Linked DNA regions of Homo sapiens: region 2 is linked to region 1. A link is a loop called in an ENCODE intact Hi-C map of the cell type or tissue named here. Cell type or tissue: OCI-LY7. All regions are shown on one strand. Each heading gives the region's core, and the rest is flanking DNA. Links, peaks and the distances in the headings are about the cores only.

Region 1 (8,318 bases), core at 16-8,015:
GTCTGATTTAAAGGAATGGGCACAGGAAGAAATGAAGAAGGCAAGGAAGAAGACAGGACAGACGGCCTTGGGGGACGGAGAAGGGCAGGAGGCCCAGAGGAGTGGGGCTGATCACAGGAGGTACTAAGGATTTCAAGGCAGTCTGAGGTCTGAGGCCTGCAGGAGCACTGGGGAGGCTGGGTTCCAAGGCCGGGGACAGACCGAAGCCCACTGGGCGTGGGGCCACCTCTGAGGCCCTGGGCACAGTGCACTGGGGAGCAGGCCTGGACAGCAGGTCCCCACCCCCTCCCAACAGCCGCAGCATCAGCTGTTGCAGTGGGGGGCCCTCTGACCCTGTTACCATGGCAACTGGCCTGCAGCTGGAGTGGAGAAGCTAATAGACTCCTCTCCAGAGACACCACCGTCCCCACCCACGCACAAGCTCCCGGGGACACAGGGACATGGAGCCAGGCCAGGCCAGTCAGAGGTATGAGCAGCCAGACAGAGCCTTCCAGATAGAGGCTCCGAGGGGTGGGGGACAATGGGAGAGAGGGAGAGAGGCAAGGAGCAAGGTTCCGGGGTGCTGAGGCGAGGGAAGAAGACAGGAGGAGGCACCAGAGAGGAGATAAAGACCAAGGGACAGAGAGTAAGCCAGGCAGGCAGAAGACAAAGGCAAGGAGATGTGGGGAGTGAGAGAGGAGCCGAGAAGGTGGGCACAGTCAGGCTGGCTGAGCACGGTGGCAGGGAAGCAGGGAGCAGAGGCAGGAACAAAGAGCAGAGAGGATGCAGGGGGACAGAGAGAAGGGACTCTGTGAGGACTGGCAGAGGAGGAGCCACAGCCCCCATGGCGATGTGGGAGCACAGGTGTGGACCCAGCCAGCACCTGCTGCCCGGGGTGCCTCCCCAGGGCCTTGCGGGGATGTTACCGCCAGCCAGCCTCACACCACTGGACTCTGCCCCCAATTCCACCTGAATCCCGGGCCTGACTTCAAGGGGCACAGGGCCAGTGAGCCCCAGGCACCTCATGTCTCTCCCTTCAGCCCACACTCCCCCAGTCTAGCCTCCCCACCTCCCAGCAGTCCCAGCAACTAAATAATGGGGCTGTCTGGCTCCAGGCCCTGACACTGCGCAGAGCAAGGCTAGAGGCACCAACACAGCACAGCTGTCCACGGCGGCGCCTGCCAGCAGAAGGCTCCACCTCCTGCCCAGCTCCCCCTACCCGAGGCTGGCCCAGGCAGAGACCCTGAGAAAGGCCTGGACAGAAACAAGGGGTGGCGCAGGCATTCCTCACCTCCGCCTCCCTACCAGGCCCATGTGTGAGTACACACACAGGCACGCACACACGCAGCCCAAGCCAGGTCCCGGGGATCACAGGAGGGACTGAGTGTTTCAAGGCAGAAGAAGCGGAGGCTGAGGAAATCTGTCTGCATCACCCCAGGCCTAGAATGCCAGGATACATGGGGTCCTAGGTGGCTGAGTGCCAGGCCAGCCTGTTGGCCAACAGGAGACACCTGAGCCCCGTGGAAACTAGGTGAGAGTGAAGAAGGGGACAGACAGAGATTGCTGGCACAGAGTTTTCTGGGTCACAGCCCCATTTTTTGGAGTTGTAACCTGGAGAGGGGACAAGTTTGAACTTGGGCTGGGGATCTGGGTTCTAATCCCACTCCTTCCACTGATTCACTGGTCATCAGACCTCTGCTTCTCCGTCCTTCCACCTGCAAGTCGAATGGGTTGGATTAGGTGATCCCACAATAACTCCTCTGCAGAAGGGGGCCCATAGCCATCCTCTCCAGAAGGGGCCAGCCTAGACTGGGAGGGAGGGCCAGCTCCACCTAAGAGCACTCCACACATACCACAGCCAAAGGAAAGAGCCCTCAGCCGCTGCTGCCAAGAGGCCAAATCCCCAGCACAGCTACATCGTAGTGGGACTGGCACCGTGTTTACAGAGCACGGCCCGTTGCAGGCACTCTCTATGAAAGCTCAGCACCCTTGTGAAGGTCCAAAGCAAGGCACGTTATCCCAGAAGTAGAAACAGGCCCAGGGAAGTCAACCAACTTGTCCAGTAGTGTATAATTTCCAGCATTGTCTTAGACACAAACCCAGGACTTATGGGTTCATATTCTTTTCAGTACACCTGTGGTTGGCAAACTTTTACAATAAAATTTCACATGAGATAATGTACAGCATACAGATAGACCTGCAACTACCTGGTGTCATTTTCAATATATGACAGACAGAACAGAGCGCACAGGGCTCCGGTCAGACAGATGTGGGCTCCGTTCCCAACTGCTATTTTCTAGCTGTGTGACTGTGTGAACTTCAGTTTCTTCATCCCCCAAAATGAAGACAACAGTAGTGTCTACCTCCCTGGGTTGTGAAGAGTGCCTGAGATAAGAGAAGTAAAGCATTTGGCCCAGTGTCTAGCCCCTAGAAACCATCCACTGCCTTCAGGGTTTGAGTCTAGTCTCACAGCCCCTGCCTCCTGCCAGTTAGAACCCTGATTTGCTGTGAGCGAACCTTCTTCCACAGGGTGCAGGGACCATGCCCCCTCTAGTGCCGTCCAGTGATGCCACAGACTGTGCACGCCTGCAAAAGCACAGCCTGGAGGATGCAAAGCTTTGCAGGGCCACCCCAGCCAACCCTGAGCACACAGGGCTGGCACATGGGGCTGGCTGGCCTGGTCCCAAACAGAAAGCAGAGCGTGCTCACTGTCTACAGCAGACAAGCTCCCTGAGGGCAGGAGCCTCATCTGTCCTGCCCATCTCCAAGAGCCTAGTGCCTGCCAGGCTCACAAGGGTTGAGTCAATGCTTATGGGACACACGCTAGGAAGCAGCAAGGTTTGCACGCGTTCCAGAGCCGCCTCTGCAGCCGGATTCTGCCCACAGGACCCCAGTCCTCCTGCTCTGCCCGCCCTGACCAGAGCCCACCCCAACAGGGCATTCACGGTGTGGGAGCAGCCCCACCCCGGGCTCTGTTTATCCGCTCTCCGGAAGCCCAGAGCAGCTGTGCTGGGAGGCGGTGGCTGAGTAAAGACACCTGGCGCAGGAGAGGGTGGCAGGGCGGGGCGCTCGACAGCTGAGACAAAGGGAACTGAGGTTGCGGGGAGAGGCACGCACCTCCCCCAGGTGCTGCTGAAGCGCAGGGCAGGAGGGGGGCAGCAGAGACAGCCAGAGTCCTGCAGCCCTCCTGTCCCTCCATGACATCTCCCAGACCTGTCACCTGGCAGCAACTGCCCTAAGGTAGATAGGGGCCTGTGCCCGGATGTCAGCGCACAACTGCCAATCTGACCTTTAACCTCCATCCACGCACGTACCTGCCATCCCAGCTCGGTCTAACTCTAGTCCAACTTGCTCTACGTGCCCACACCTGCCCAGGGAAAAAAAGGACCAGAGGAGCCAGACCCACAGCCTAGCAACTCCTTTGCCCTCCTGAAAACCATCTCAGCAGAGTGAGGCGCAGGCCCCGGAACCGCGCCTCCCACAGGCACACCGCAGGGCCCCCGCCCGCGTCACACCCCCACAGAACCCTGCCCGGGCTCGGGGCGTTCTCCAGCCGCCCCCACACCCCCACACCCCCACGCACCCTGCCCCTCGCCGTGGTCCCGCCCCTCTTGACCCCGCCCCTGGTCGTGGCCCCGCCCCGGCCCGCTCCTACCATCTTTCCGGTAGAAGGCGATTTCCACTTTGCGCTCCTCGGCGCCCAGCAGTGCCTGCGCGATCTGCGCGGCAGCGCGGCGCTGCGTGCGCGGCCCGTGCAGGAAGTCGCAGGTGCAGGGTCGCTGCATCACCTCGGCCCGCGAGTAGCCGCACAGCTCGCAGAAGCCGTCGTTGCAGTAGATGACGGCGCAGTTCTCCACCCGAGCGTTGGCGATGATGAACTTACGGCCTAGGGGGGCGGGGAGGAGAGTGCGCGTGAGCGGGGACCCCAGCCTCCGGGACTCCCAGCCCTTCCCCACATTCTCCACTCACACAGCCGCCCGGGGACTCCCCGCCACAGGAAGCATGGCTGGGACTGGGGTCCCAGCAGGGGGCGAACGCAGCTGTGCGTGTGCCCCGATACAGGTGCCTGGCCGGCCGGGCCGCGCGGCGCGCCCCCTCCTCCGCCTGGCCCGCGGGCGGGCTGCGTGGCTTCCCCCGGGCAGGCCGCCAGCAGCCCGCCGCCTCCTCCATGCCCGAGGCTGAGGCCAGCCTGGCGGGTGTCAGCAACGCGTGTCAGCAGCCGCGGCGGAGGGATAAACACTGGGCCTAGAAAGGGAGCCTGGGAAAGGCCAGAGATGGCGGCCAGGATTCCCTTTGCATCGGCTCTCTGGATTCTGCTTTTAATTTCCCTGCTCTCCAGACTGGGGGGCGCTCCCTGAGCCACTCCTTATCCTGAGGCTCCCTAGGAAATCACTCCCCGATTATCTGAGGATCCTACCAGGTCAGTACCCCCTAGAACTTCTGCACACCACCCCCGCCCCAAGGGCAGTCAGGAGCTGAGGGGTGGGTGTGCCAGAGAGGATGAGGGAAGTTACACGTTGAACACCTAAGGACGCTGCATCTCATTAGGTCCTCTGACAACCCCATAAGGTAGGTGTTATTATCCTCCTTTTATAGATGAAGAAACCAAGGCTCCAGAGAAGTTCGGCACCATGCCCAAGTCTTGCAGCTTGTAAATGATAGAGCCAGCTTTTGAACCTTGGTCTGGCAGAGGCAGAAGAATAAGCTGAGGGTCACAGGCAGAAGCCCAAGGTCATAGGAAGCAAAGAGAGGGACCTGCAGCTCCAAACCCTGGACACACCTGGAGCCTGGGCGGGGCCTGAGACTTTGGCCCCACTTGTAGGAAAACAGACCCAAGAAAGGGGACCTGCCCAGGGATGTGAGGCCTTCCTCAGTTTGGCCTCATCCTGGATGAGCACCCCCATGGTTCCATTTCTGCCAGACTTGGCTCCCTGACTCCAGGCCTGCCCGGAGAGCCAGGCTGGCGAGTGAGCAGCAGGCAGGCAGCAGCCTCACTTGTGCCAGGCAAGATGCTCCTGGGATAAGAGCTTTTTATAAACAGAAGTTTCCGGCCACTTTGGCCTGTAATGCTGGGGCTTTCAGTAGCAGTTGGAATTCTCCCCCTCCCTTCCCCTCCCCTCCCCAGCAAGCATAGCCCTCAGGTTGCAGCCCTAGGCAATCCTACGTGCAAAGCTGGGCTGCAGCAGGGCACCCTGAGATAGGCCCAGGCCATCAGGACTTGGCCTCCTCCCACCTTTCTCGATTCTCCCTTCCCCTGGCCCCCAGAAAGTTGCCTTTTGGAACTGGTTCATCTTTTGGCCAGTTCCCAAGGCCCCCCAGACCTCCCAGGCAGCCATCAATTCCAGGAGTCAGGGTTTCCTGTCACCTGAAAAGACCCCCTAACTCGGCCTCCAGCTCTGCCACAGTCCAAGGCAGTCCAGAGGCCCAGCCACACACCCCAGCTTCATAGAAGAAAAACCACCCCTTGTCCTCTCTCCCAGGCTGGGGAAAGAAGAGCAAGTTTCTTCGAAGGCATGCCCCACCCCACCACACACCCTTCACTGAGATCCTGGAATACAGGGATGGGACAGAAAGCCTGCCCCTCCTCCACAGACCTGGAACCTGAGACCCAAAGAGGGAAGAGTCACTCAAGGTCACATGGCAGTCAGTGGCAAAGGTAGGGCTAGAATCCAGCACCCCCCCCCACATCCATCCCAGCCTCCTCGTAGGCCCGCCCACAGCCTCCCCCTGGGCCCACCCCCACCTCTCAGGGAGGCCCTCAACCAGTGTCATTGTCTCCACCCCCTCAGGATCATCTTGTTCCTCCGCTTCACACAATACTGACCATCGGACTGACCCCTCCTTCCCCCAACCACCGTTACAAGCACGCGTTGTCCTGTGCTCACAGGGTCATGGACAAGGAATGTCATCCTCTCCCAACTCCCAGGGCCCTTGGCAGTCACACCCACTGTGGCTCATGCAGCCTTAGGGACAGGCACATGAATGCTGCCCACCCCCAGGACATTTGCCTAATCTGGGACCCTTCTAGAAGCCTCCCTACCAGGCAGGCATTAGGGGTGCTGTACTCCCGGTCCCCATAAGGGAATTAGGTGACAGTCTCCAGGGCAAGAAAACCCACAACTTGGGGGTACCACAGGGAGCTGCTTACCCTCAAAGCCCAGCTCTAGCCCCAGGACACCCTGTCTCCACAGAGCCCACAAGCTCGCAGCCTTGTCAAAGACACCTCCCCACCGCCCATACAGGGTCTAACTCACGGGTGACACATGGGCTCAGGGTTATATACACACGGCACACACAAGAAGAGATTATGAGCTGACCCTGCATCCACGGCTTTTCAGTCCCTCCGGCACAACACAGTCAAGATCTGGCAAGACCAGTGTGCGCGCTGGACTCTCGGGATCCCAGGGTTTGGGTCGTACACACTCTTATGCCCTTGCACACAGCCCCATCCACGTCCACGCACCCAGAGTTGGGGACACCTGCACACTCCATCCCACATCCCTTCCCTGCACACTCAGCGTGTCACACACACTCCGATCCCAAAAGCCTGAGCTGAGTTTCCCGCCCCAAGCCCCAACCCCAAACCCTTTGGCCCGGTGCCCACGGCCCCGGTGCACCAAGCCTTGCCCCCGCCGTCCCCTCGCCAAAGCCTGGGGCCCACCAGGCCCCATTGACTCGCACTTGCCGACGCACACGGCCCGGGCACGCCCCCCCATCCACACTCGGAAGAGCTCGGCCCGCCCCCAGAGCCCCCTCCCCGCTCAGCCCCCTCCCCCACTCACTCTGGCCCTCAAACTTGCGGATGATGGTGTCCAGGAAGGTGTTCTGCGGCGCGACGTGGCCCCTCCGCACCGGCATCCTGAGCCCATGGGCGGGCCGGGCGGGCCCCCACCCACCCCGGCCCGGCCCGGCCCAGCACTAGGCTTCGGGTGGCCCGGCCGGGCCGTGGTCCCCGCACCCCGCGGCCAAGCCGAGCACGGGCGCGGCCAAGACTGGACTGCGGGCGCCGGGTCCTCGCTCGGCTCCCGGCTCCCCGCTCCGGACCCCGGGCCCGGCCTGGAGCCGCCTGAGCGCGAGCCGCCCGCCGCCGGCACACCTGTCTGCCGGCCCCCGCCGAGCCGCGGGGCCCGCTCCGCCGCGTCCCCGCGCTGCGCTCCGCCCGCCCGAGCCCCGGACTCCTGGCTCCCGCCTGCCACCGCGCCGACAGCCGCTCCAGCGCCCGCGGCTCGGGCAGCGCCTGCGGCTCGGCCCGGCCGCGGAAGGGTTAATGCGGCGCGCGCCCCTCCGGCTCCGGCCCCCGCCTCCCGGCCCCCTCCCGCCTGCCGCGCGCCCGCAGCACCGCCCTCTCCCCCCCCCATCCCGCCCCACCGCGCGCGCCCGACCTTCCCATTGGCTGAGCCGCGCCGAGTGCTCCCCCAACGCCAGCCCCTCGCTCTGCCAAGGAGCCCCTGGGACTCGCGCGCCCAGAAGAGGGGGAAGGGACCCTTAGGCAGGGGAAACCGTGAGGACAGGTGCCATGGCCGGCTTGTAGGCGGCCGGGATGGGGGAAGGGATTCCACCCCCACCCCAGATTAGCGACTAAGAAACCTGATTTGAAGGGAAACGGCGGGTCCTTATGCCCTGGTTCCCCACCACGCCGAGCACTGGCTTGGTATACACAGCACGCGCTCAGTGCCTACTGTGGGTGACCGGGGCAACGCCTGGACCCTCGAAGACGAGCCCGGAGTCAAGGGAGACCCTGGAAATAGGAAAAGCAAGACAATCTGAAGGCCCCAGAGCAGCAGAGCTCTGAAATAAGGGAGGGTTAAACTTAGAAGGGGCACGCCCCCTGCCCCAACACACACACACACACACACACACACACACACACACACATACACACACACACACACACACACACACACACACACATACACACACACACACGGAGAGAGAGAGAGCCCTCTGTGGGGCTCTGCATAGGAGCTGCACAGAGAGGGACATTCTGACAGCAGTTGCGGCCTCCTAGCTGCAGGATCAAAGAGAGGTCCCTGAGCGCGAGGTTCCAACCAGGGGATCCCCGGGTGCGAGCGGCCCGCCCTCCCCCGGCAGCCCGGGGCCAGCCTTGCACGCCCAATCGGCGGGCTCGGGGCCCTGCGGCGGCGGCCACGGCCCAGCCCCTCGGAAAGCCCTGGCCTAGCCGCAGGCCCCTCCCCCCGGCCAGCTGGCTCGCTCCAGCTGCGGCTCCCTTATTTAGGCAAGGAGGCCTAGGGATGCTCAAGGGCAGGCGGGGTGTCTGCCCCGCCGCCTGCTCATCGCCTGCTTGCGTCTGAGTGAGGGTCTCCGGGCGCGGTGTCCTC
Region 2 (8,318 bases), core at 21-8,020, 600 kb before region 1:
TGCTTGAGCACTTAGGTGACAGGAACTTCCGCACCTCCTGAGGCCCTGGATGATTCTAATTGTTAGAAATTCTAATTGTTAGAAATCCTTCCTTATAATGAATGAATTCTGCTTTCCTATAATTTCTACCTATTGGGCCTTGTTCTGTTCTCTGGAACTAAACAGAACAACCATTTACCCCTCCTTTTCAAACTAGAGAATAAAGATTTGGTTTTAGAACTGGTGGCTGGGGAGTGTTACTTTTTCTGGGGGAGCTGCGACATGTCAGGAGGAGCAGCATGCTCTCCTCCCTAGAAGGACGGGGGGCTGTGGGTGGGGCTCTGGCCACAGGCCACATGCCCAGCTTGCTGAGCTCTGGCCCCCTGCCTCAGTTCTTCCCTGAGCATACCCAGGCAGTTGGGCTAATTCTCTGGGTGGTGGGCCGAAGCTCCAGAGAACTGTGGTGGGTGGAATGCTCTCAGCTTGGTCCCAAGATTTATGTTCTTGGTCACTTGCCCTCCTAGATGGGCCCAGCAACACCTAATCTTTCTCACCACCTGGGCCTTTATGAAACTACAGCAAGCACTATGAGCTCTTTTGAGGGGTGCTGGGTGTTAAACGGACTTTGGTTATACTTGGACTGTGCCTCCAGTAGTCCTTCAGAGGTTGGACAGATGAAGGAGCCTCTGGGAGGGGAGGCTGTTCCCTGCAGCTAAGACAGCACTCAGCTTCCACACTCCACACACCAGGGTTTCAGCCTTCTTTGAGGTTGTTGTCAAACCCAGCCTGGGTCCACTTGCCCAGTGTTTGCAAAGCCTAACACCGACAGTGAGATTTGCAGCCAGAGAAAGTAAGGCGTTTATTGCAGAGCACCAGGCGAGGAGAATGGGCAGCTAAGGCTCAAACTCCCTGATGGCTTTTAAGCAAGGGTTTTTAAGGCAGGGGTGGGGAGGTTTCAAAGGGAGTTAGGGGCTGAGGAATTTCTGGAACTTCCTTATCCATTTTCTGGTTCCAGTCTGTCTGAGGTCTACGTGCTGGCATTGTCACGTGGTGACATTGGTGGGGGTCCTGGCTCCTGAAAAACAACTCAAGGATATATGTCAAGATGTTATCTTTAGGCCAGGCATGGTGGCTCATGCCTGTAATCCCGGCACTTTGGGAGGCCGAGGTGGGTGGATCACCTGAGGTCAGGAGTTCAAGACCAGCCTGGCCAACATGGTGAAACCCCATCTCTACTAAAAATACAAAATTAGCTGGGTGTGGTGGCGGGCCCCTGTAGTCCCAGCTACTAGGGAGGCTGAAGCAGGAGAATTGCTTGAACCTGGGAGGCGGAGGTTGCAATGAGCTGAGATCGTGCCACTGCATTCCAGCCTGGGCAACAGAGTAAGACTTTGTCTCAAAACAAACAAACAACCCAAAAAACAAAACAAACAAAAAGATGTTATCTTTAGTTTCTATGAGGAAGCTAACATTCTGTGACTACTACTTGAGTGACTATTGTTTAAGCTATTATTACTTTCTTGCTTAGCGGGTTATTCATTCATTTCCCCAATTCATGGTTGTAGAGCTAGCTAGGTGCCTGGAATTTCCCTGGGAGGGACTCACATTTTTGTTTATTCTCATGCTTTTCAAGTGATGGGCAGAACCCAGCAGGCTCCTAAGTGGAGTCTCTGAGGCTGGGCGTGGTGGCTCACGCCTGTAATCCCAGCACTTTGGGAGGCCGAGGCAGGTGGATCACCTGAGGTTAGGAGTTTGAGACCAGCCTGACCAACATGGAGAAACCCTGTCTCTACTAAAAATACAAAATTAGCCGGGCATGGTGGTGCATGCCTGTAATCCCAGCTACTCGGCAGGCTGAGGCAGGAGAATCACTTGAACCCAGGAGGCAGAAGTTGCAGTGAGCCGAGATCGCGCCATGGCACCCCAGCCTGGGCAACAACTCTGTCTCAAAAAATAAAAATAAAAAAAAATTAAAAAAGAGGGTCTCTGCTCCATCTCAAGGTCAGGTCAGACTTTTCAGGTGCTAGTTGCTAGGCAGGAAAGGGGGCTGATTTGATTCTGTCCTACAGTGTCCCTGGCCGGCCTGCTGTAGGACTCCAGATTTCTGTGAGCAGTCACTCTGTATGCGTCCCTGAATTGGTGGTTTCATACAAATTTGAGTACCTCTTTTTACCAGGCATTAATAGTTCTTTTCTTGCCTGTGTTAGCAATTTCTGCATATATCTCCAGCATTTAGCACAGAGCACATAAGAATAACCACAATTTGTTGACGTGAGTGGCACCTGGTGAAGTTTACCTAAATTATCTCATGTGTCCTTGTGTGGGAGGTAGTCTTCTTTTATACATGAAAACATTTGCCCACAGTCATATAACTGGTAATCACCAGAGGCAGATTCAAATTCAAGTCTGTCTGACTCCTGAAACCTGTGCTCTTGACAACCGCTGTGTGCTTAGTGGATGAACGCTGCGTGCTGCTGTTTTTGGTTAAGTATTAAATGCCAACTGTGTGGGTGGGGCTTAAAGTGTGTAGGATGGAAAGAACAGCTTCAAAGCTTCATATTGGTTTATGGGGTTATGGAGCCACTTAAAAACCTGTGTAGTTGATGGCAAATTATCTGTCAAAGCCTGGGAGCAGAGGGCGTGGTCTCAAGAAAGCCCCAGTCACATTTTTTCTCTTTGTGGGAACACAGGGTTTCCAGGGAAGGGGAGATGGCCAGGAAAGAGTAGGTCGATGTCTGGAAATGATGGGCAGGGAGCAGGGGCGGGTCCTTGGGTTGGCACCTAGGTTAGTATTGGAGCCGTTAGGGACAAGGATGAGGGTGAGAGGGGATCTGACCAGGGGTCCTAACCTTTTGAAAAGTCCCGTTTAAAGGAAATAGTCTGGGATATGGGGAAAGCGGGGTGTGGGTGTCGTCAGTGCTTCACTGCCCACTGCTTGTTATGGGGATGGGAAAGAGAGGTCCAAAGGACGGAAAGGTCACACAAGTGGCCTTGAGGGGGCTGGTAAAGCAGGAACAGAGTCAAATTGTGCCTGGTTCCTTCCTGAGTCCCTTGGTGGGTGGCCCAGTGGTTCTCAAGCCCTTGCTCTGCCTGGTTCATCACCACAGCAGTCACTGGGGAGGACTGCCTGGGTTGTAGGGGTCTGCTGGCAGGAGCTGCCCATCTCTTCTGAAGAATCCACAGTTTTTCTTTGTTTTCTTCTACAATTACAAAAGCATTAAATTATCTTTAAAAATAAATAATTCAGATAATAATGTGAACGTTCTCCTTCATTCCCCTATTCCACTCTCAAAATCCTTTTTGTTTACACTGAGAAAAGTTTGAGGAGTATTCTCCTAACACTTTTTTCCTGTGTATTTGCAAACACATATGCAGCCTCTCCCCCTGGTATTTTTTTTCTTAGTGGAAATAGGATCCCAGAGGTTCTCCATTCTTTCCACCTCTGAAATACCCTTGGTCATGGGATGCCAATCTGGAGGAAGTCTGCTCTGTAAGAAGGAAACAGGCCCAGAGAGTGGAAGTGACCCCCACCGGTGGGGGTCCTAATTTCTGAAAAACAACTCAAGGACATATGTCAAGATGTCATCTTCAGTTTCTATAAGGAAGCTAACGTTTTGTGACTCTTATTTGGGTACTATTGTTTAAACTATTACTACTTTCTTGCTTAGCAGGTCATTCATTCACTTCCCTAATTGCTGGTTGCAGGGCTAGCTAGGTGCCTGGAATTTCCCTTGAAGGGACTCAAATGTTTCTTTATTTTCGTGCATTGAATGGGGGGCTGGTGGCAGACCCCTAAGAGAGGTTCCTGCTCTGTCTCAACACTTGTAGCCAGTGGCAAATCTGGAACTAGAATACTGGTCTCAGCAACAGGAATGTATTCCACAAGCCTTCGTAGAACCTCTTCTAGGTACTCTTCTAGAAAATAAGCTAGGTGTGGTGGTGCATGCCAGTAGTCTCAGGTGTAGTTCAGGTGGGAGGATCCCTTGAGGCCAGGAGTTTGAGGCTGAAGTGCGTTATGATTGTGCCTGTGAATAGCCACTGTACTTTAACCTGGGAAACATAGCAAGACCCCGTCTTTAAAAAAATAAACAGGAGAATGAGACTCCAAAGTGTTGATAGCTAGTGATGTGTGGCCTCTTTATAGGGTGTGTATGATTTTGTATTTTACAAATCCTTCTATAGATAATATAACCAAATTAACGGTAAAAACTCAGTAAGGTATGCAGGCAACTAGAAAATTATTAACCCTATTTTATAGACGAATAAGTCAAAGTCCAGAAACAGAAAAGTATCTTTTATAAAAAGTACACATGAAGTTAGTGACAAAATCGAATCTCAGTCCCCAGTTCCTGCTGTGCTACTGAGGCTAAACCGCAGCCGGGCCTGTGGCAAATGTTTAATCAGCTGTTGACTGAAGAAAATAAGGTCCGCCTGCCCAACAGCAACCGTTTGTAGAGTCTCAGAGGCCCAGCTTCTGTCTGTATCTACCTCATGCCCCAGAGGCAGCTTCTAGCAGCTCCGGAGAGCATCCTGCCAGTGGGAGTTGACCCAGCTGCGCCCCCTTTGAGGGAGAAGTGTGAGGAATTTCCTTACAATGGGGTGGGGAGTTGCGAAGATACTCCTTCCTGAAGGTCTGGCAGTCTGGACCGGGGTGGCAACTGGGCGGAGATGATTCCGCTCACGGGAACCCTACCTAGTAACCCGACCTAGTAACGTAACCTCAGAGCCGTTCCTCAGCTAGAAAACAAAGGGATTAGGCCGGGCGCGGGTTTGTAATCCCAGCACTTTGGGAGGCCGAGGCCGCAGGGTCACTTAAGCTCAAGAGTTCGAGACCAGCCTGGGCAACATGGCGAGACCCCCATCTCTACAAAATATTTAAAAAGTTAGCAGGTTGGGAGGTTCGGTTGAGCCACGGGTTCGAGGTTGCACTGAGCCATGATCGCGCCACTGGGGTCTGAGCGAGACCACCTCCCTGAAACAGAAAACGAAGGGGTCGGGTATAATGATTTCTAAGGTCCCTCGTAGTGAACCCTAAAAGTTATCACACCCCACGGTGGGGCTATCGCGGCTTGAGGGCAGCCACAGCCTCAGCCGGGGTTTCTGTCCGGGCCCTGATGGGTCCCCAGCAGGGAGAAACAGCGTCCGGCGCGCTGTGGCGCTCGGCGAACGTGCGCTGAGTTCAGGCGTTACAACGGGGTCGCACGCGGAGTCCAGGCCTGGCAGGGGTGCCAGGACGCCGCCGGCCATCTGGGGCCCGACCTCCCAAGGTCTCCTCCCCGCGGCCGGCGGCTAGCGCGCTCACGGCGCCCGGGCCTTGCGCGCCCGCCGGGGGCGAGGTCAGCCCTCCCCCCTCGGCTATTGGCTCCAGAGAACAAAGGAGCCGCCCCGCGGGCTGCTCCGATAGGGCCGGGCGGGTCATCTGAGCGGCGCAGCCAATGGAGTGGCTGGGCGGCCCCGGGGATGGCCAGGCCCGCCAGCCAATCAGGCACCCGTGCCCGCCCCGCCTGCCCCGGGAATGGCCAGGGCCGGGAGCCCGGTGCCCAAGTCGCCCTCGGGGTGGCAGTTCCCGTTAACCTTAGCCACAAAGTCAAAGGTATTTATTTCCCCGTCGCCTCCCTCCGAGTCCCTCTGCATTTTGGGCGGGGAGGGGCGGTGCGAGGGATGGACCAGCGCCCGGCCCCGCTCCTCCCGTGCTGCCTCCGCCCGGCCCGGGCTGGGGCGGAGGGATGGGGCGGGGGCCTGGGGTGCCCCGAGCCCCGCGCGCCCCCCGAGCCCCGGGTCTCAAGCGTTCCCTCTGCCCCGACACAGCCGAGGGGAAAGGGGCGCGGCCGAGGGTGGGGAGGGCGCCAGGCCAGGGCAGCGAGGTTAGGAGGGAGGCTAGTGAGAATGGAGGGAGGACGCGGTGGCGAGTAGAGGGGTCGCCCGCGGGCGGTCTCTCCTGGGCTGTCCCGTTGTTCCGAGTTCCCCGTCCCTGTTCGCCTCCCTGATAGATCAGTTTCTGGGGGCAGGAACCCCAATGCTCGCTGCAGAGTGACAGACACATAGTAGGTGACCAATAAATGTGTGATTAAACGAGCGGGGATAAGGATTGGGGGTGGAGATAAGTGAGAGGGAAGCACCGCAGAAGTTGGAAGTGTGTGGTGTCGGGTGTGGCGGAGAACTCCTCTCTAGGAAGATGGGCACAGCAGCCGCGAACTCGGTGGGGCGGGGTGCGGGCATCCCCTCTGTGAAGAACGTTGAGGATATCTACATGTGGAAGGTGTGGAGATGGGTCCTCCTTCGGCCCTTTGAGCAAGATGATCTGAGCTGGGGCTGGGTGTGGTCAGAGCCCCAGGGGTTGGAGGCGGACGACAGCCCAAGGCTTCACAGCTAACTGTTCCCATGTTCATCTGTAAAATGAAGAGATTAGATGGCAGTTGTCTCCTTTCAGCTTGAAGGTTCATGCTTCCGTGCTTCAAATCTGTTTTGTACTGAAATTTCTTTTATTTAAGTGTTCCCTTATGACAGTTTTTATTAATGGATTACTGTGTGTGGAGCCTGTACTGGGTGCAGGGGAGAGAGAAGGACCCTGTGTTAAGATGCATGTAGTCTTGTGCAGACTAACAAATTGATGACAATGATGATTCCATGTAGATGGTCCTAGGTGCACAGGTTAAACAGAGAAGGGATTCCTGGCTGTGCCTGGTGTGTCCAAAAAGGCTTCCTGGTCAAAGCGATCCCTAATCTGGGCTGGGAAGGGGAGAACTGAGCAAGGGCCTTCCAAGGTTGGTCACAGGGTGCGAGGACACGGTGAGTTCAAGAGCCACGAGAGGATGGGGCGTGTCGGGGTGCAATGGGGAAAGATGAGCAGAGTTGAGTTCTCAGTTCCCTCTTATCCGAGGTGTGCGTGCCAGCAAGTCCATTTGGTGGGGGTCTGGGTTTCTGAAAAACAACTCAAGGACATATGCTAAGATGTTACCTTTAGTTTCTTTAGGCAACCACACGTTTCGTGTGGTCTGACTTCCTTGCTATTATTTTAGCTACGATTACCTTCTTATCAGGTTGCACATTTACTTCTCAGGACCAGCTAGGTGCCTGGAATTTCCCTGGAAAGAACTCAAGATTTTCCTTTATTTTCATGATTGGAGGGCACAGCAGGTGCCTGAAGGGGTCCCTGCTCCATCTCACTTTGCTTTCCCAAGGTCCTTTGAATGCAGCAAGGGATGCAAACGTGTTTATTAATTAAAATGTGACACCTCTTCAGAGATTGTTAGCAGCTGGGTTTATCCTCGGCCTTCAGCTCAGATGCAGGCCCTGACAGGTTCCTGAATATTAGAATTGGGGCCGAGGAATGTAAGTGCAGCTCTCGCCTCTGAAGGGAGGTGGGTGAGGAGGAGGGGGCCAGGGGTGTGGCGCAGGGGAGGTGTGGGTGGGACAGTTCCAGCAAGCGTGTTTACCTCTGGCCGGTGAAGGAAGTCTTGGAAGGAGGTACCTCAGGATCATGGCTGGGGTTGAATTGGGGACCTCTGGGAGGTGGGCAGGCATAGTGGATAAGGCAAGTGACCTGCTTGCATGCAGATCAGGTCTCCTGGGAATGTCGAGGGGAGCAAACTGAAGCCATGAAACCAGGCTGGCTGTTCATACCCTGAGGTACAGTTCTTATAACCCTGAGTGGGGAGCGGGTGATGGCAACAGCAACGACCTAAATCGAATTTGTCTTGCACCTTGGGAATGTCTCTCAGAGTCCTCTCACACTGTTTGCGTCCCGCCATCCCCACCCCCCACCGCCCCCGCCCCACTTGATATAACAATTCTGTACCACGAGCAAGCGTTATTTCCATTTTCAGGTGGGGAAACTGAGGCCCAGAGAAGGAAAGTGGTTTGCCTGGGATCATGTGGCTAACCAGAAGCAAACCCAATCTCAGTCCCTGTCTGGGGCCTCTCAGCGGCTTTTTCCACTATGGCCTGTTCTTTGGGTTGGACAGTGGCCCGCCCTTTCCCTTGGCTCCCCTCCTCTGTTCCCTCCCCAGATTGAGGACTGGGGTGTTTGGGAGACTGAGGTCTGAAGATGGTGGAGTAGGAAGAGGGGAAGGGTCAGGGCTGGGAGAGTGGTCACAGTGGGGGTGGCCTTGTGCTGAGTGGGATCCGGGAAGTTGGAGAGGAGCAGGGTGGGTCATGGGGGGTGGGACAGGGGAGTTGTGGGAGGCTTCAGGGTGCCTGATGCTGGGTGTGGGGATGGAGGCCTCCAGGTGGGGGAGGGGATGCCCACCTGGTTTGGGCTGGGACCTCTGGGAGGGGCATGCAGAACCACCCTGGTAAGTGGAGGGCTCTGCAGACAGTGCCACAACCAGAGCCGTGGC

What was found. Hi-C counts contacts between places; a loop is a spot of excess contacts. Peaks named below come from ENCODE experiments on the same cell type or tissue, not always from the same donor. Only the 100,000 strongest peaks of a DNase experiment are listed, where the experiment ranks them.
Region 2: it touches region 1 in a loop (2.5-fold over the local background); 4 of 110 quality-filtered maps call a loop at or near these places.

Annotation. Positions count from the first base shown.
Region 1 is chr7:150,971,077-150,979,394 of GRCh38, forward strand. KCNH2 (potassium voltage-gated channel subfamily H member 2) reads right to left here and starts at 7,245. Exons shown (of 15, transcript NM_000238.4): 1 at 6,762-7,245; 2 at 3,635-3,865. The coding sequence starts at 6,837. LOC124901776 (a long non-coding RNA gene) reads left to right here and starts at 4,242. Exons shown (of 3, transcript XR_007060592.1): 1 at 4,242-4,399; 2 at 5,460-5,635; 3 at 5,769-6,279. RefSeq lists enhancers at 965-1,478, 4,617-5,543 and silencers at 3,380-3,449, 3,550-3,599, 3,990-4,139, 7,913-8,262. In OCI-LY7, for the core only: a CTCF peak has its summit at 4,049 (motif pointing right); DNase peaks (open chromatin) are centred at 345, 3,025, 3,715, 7,345 and 3 weaker places; H3K4me3 peaks cover 5,131 bases; H3K27ac peaks cover 4,253 bases.
Region 2 is chr7:150,373,821-150,382,138 of GRCh38, forward strand. It overlaps REPIN1 (replication initiator 1), which reads left to right. Exons shown (of 3, transcript NM_001099695.2): 3 at 1-219. ZNF775 (zinc finger protein 775) reads left to right here and starts at 5,510. Exons shown (of 3, transcript NM_173680.4): 1 at 5,510-5,572. It overlaps ZNF775-AS1 (ZNF775 antisense RNA 1), which reads right to left. Exons shown (of 2, transcript NR_183445.1): 2 at 6,025-6,368. RefSeq lists enhancers at 4,499-4,658, 6,669-6,728, 8,022-8,318 and a silencer at 5,069-5,878. In OCI-LY7, for the core only: CTCF peaks have their summits at 4,546 and 4,762; DNase peaks (open chromatin) are centred at 3,570, 4,461 and 5,381; H3K4me3 peaks cover 3,514 bases; H3K27ac peaks cover 2,400 bases.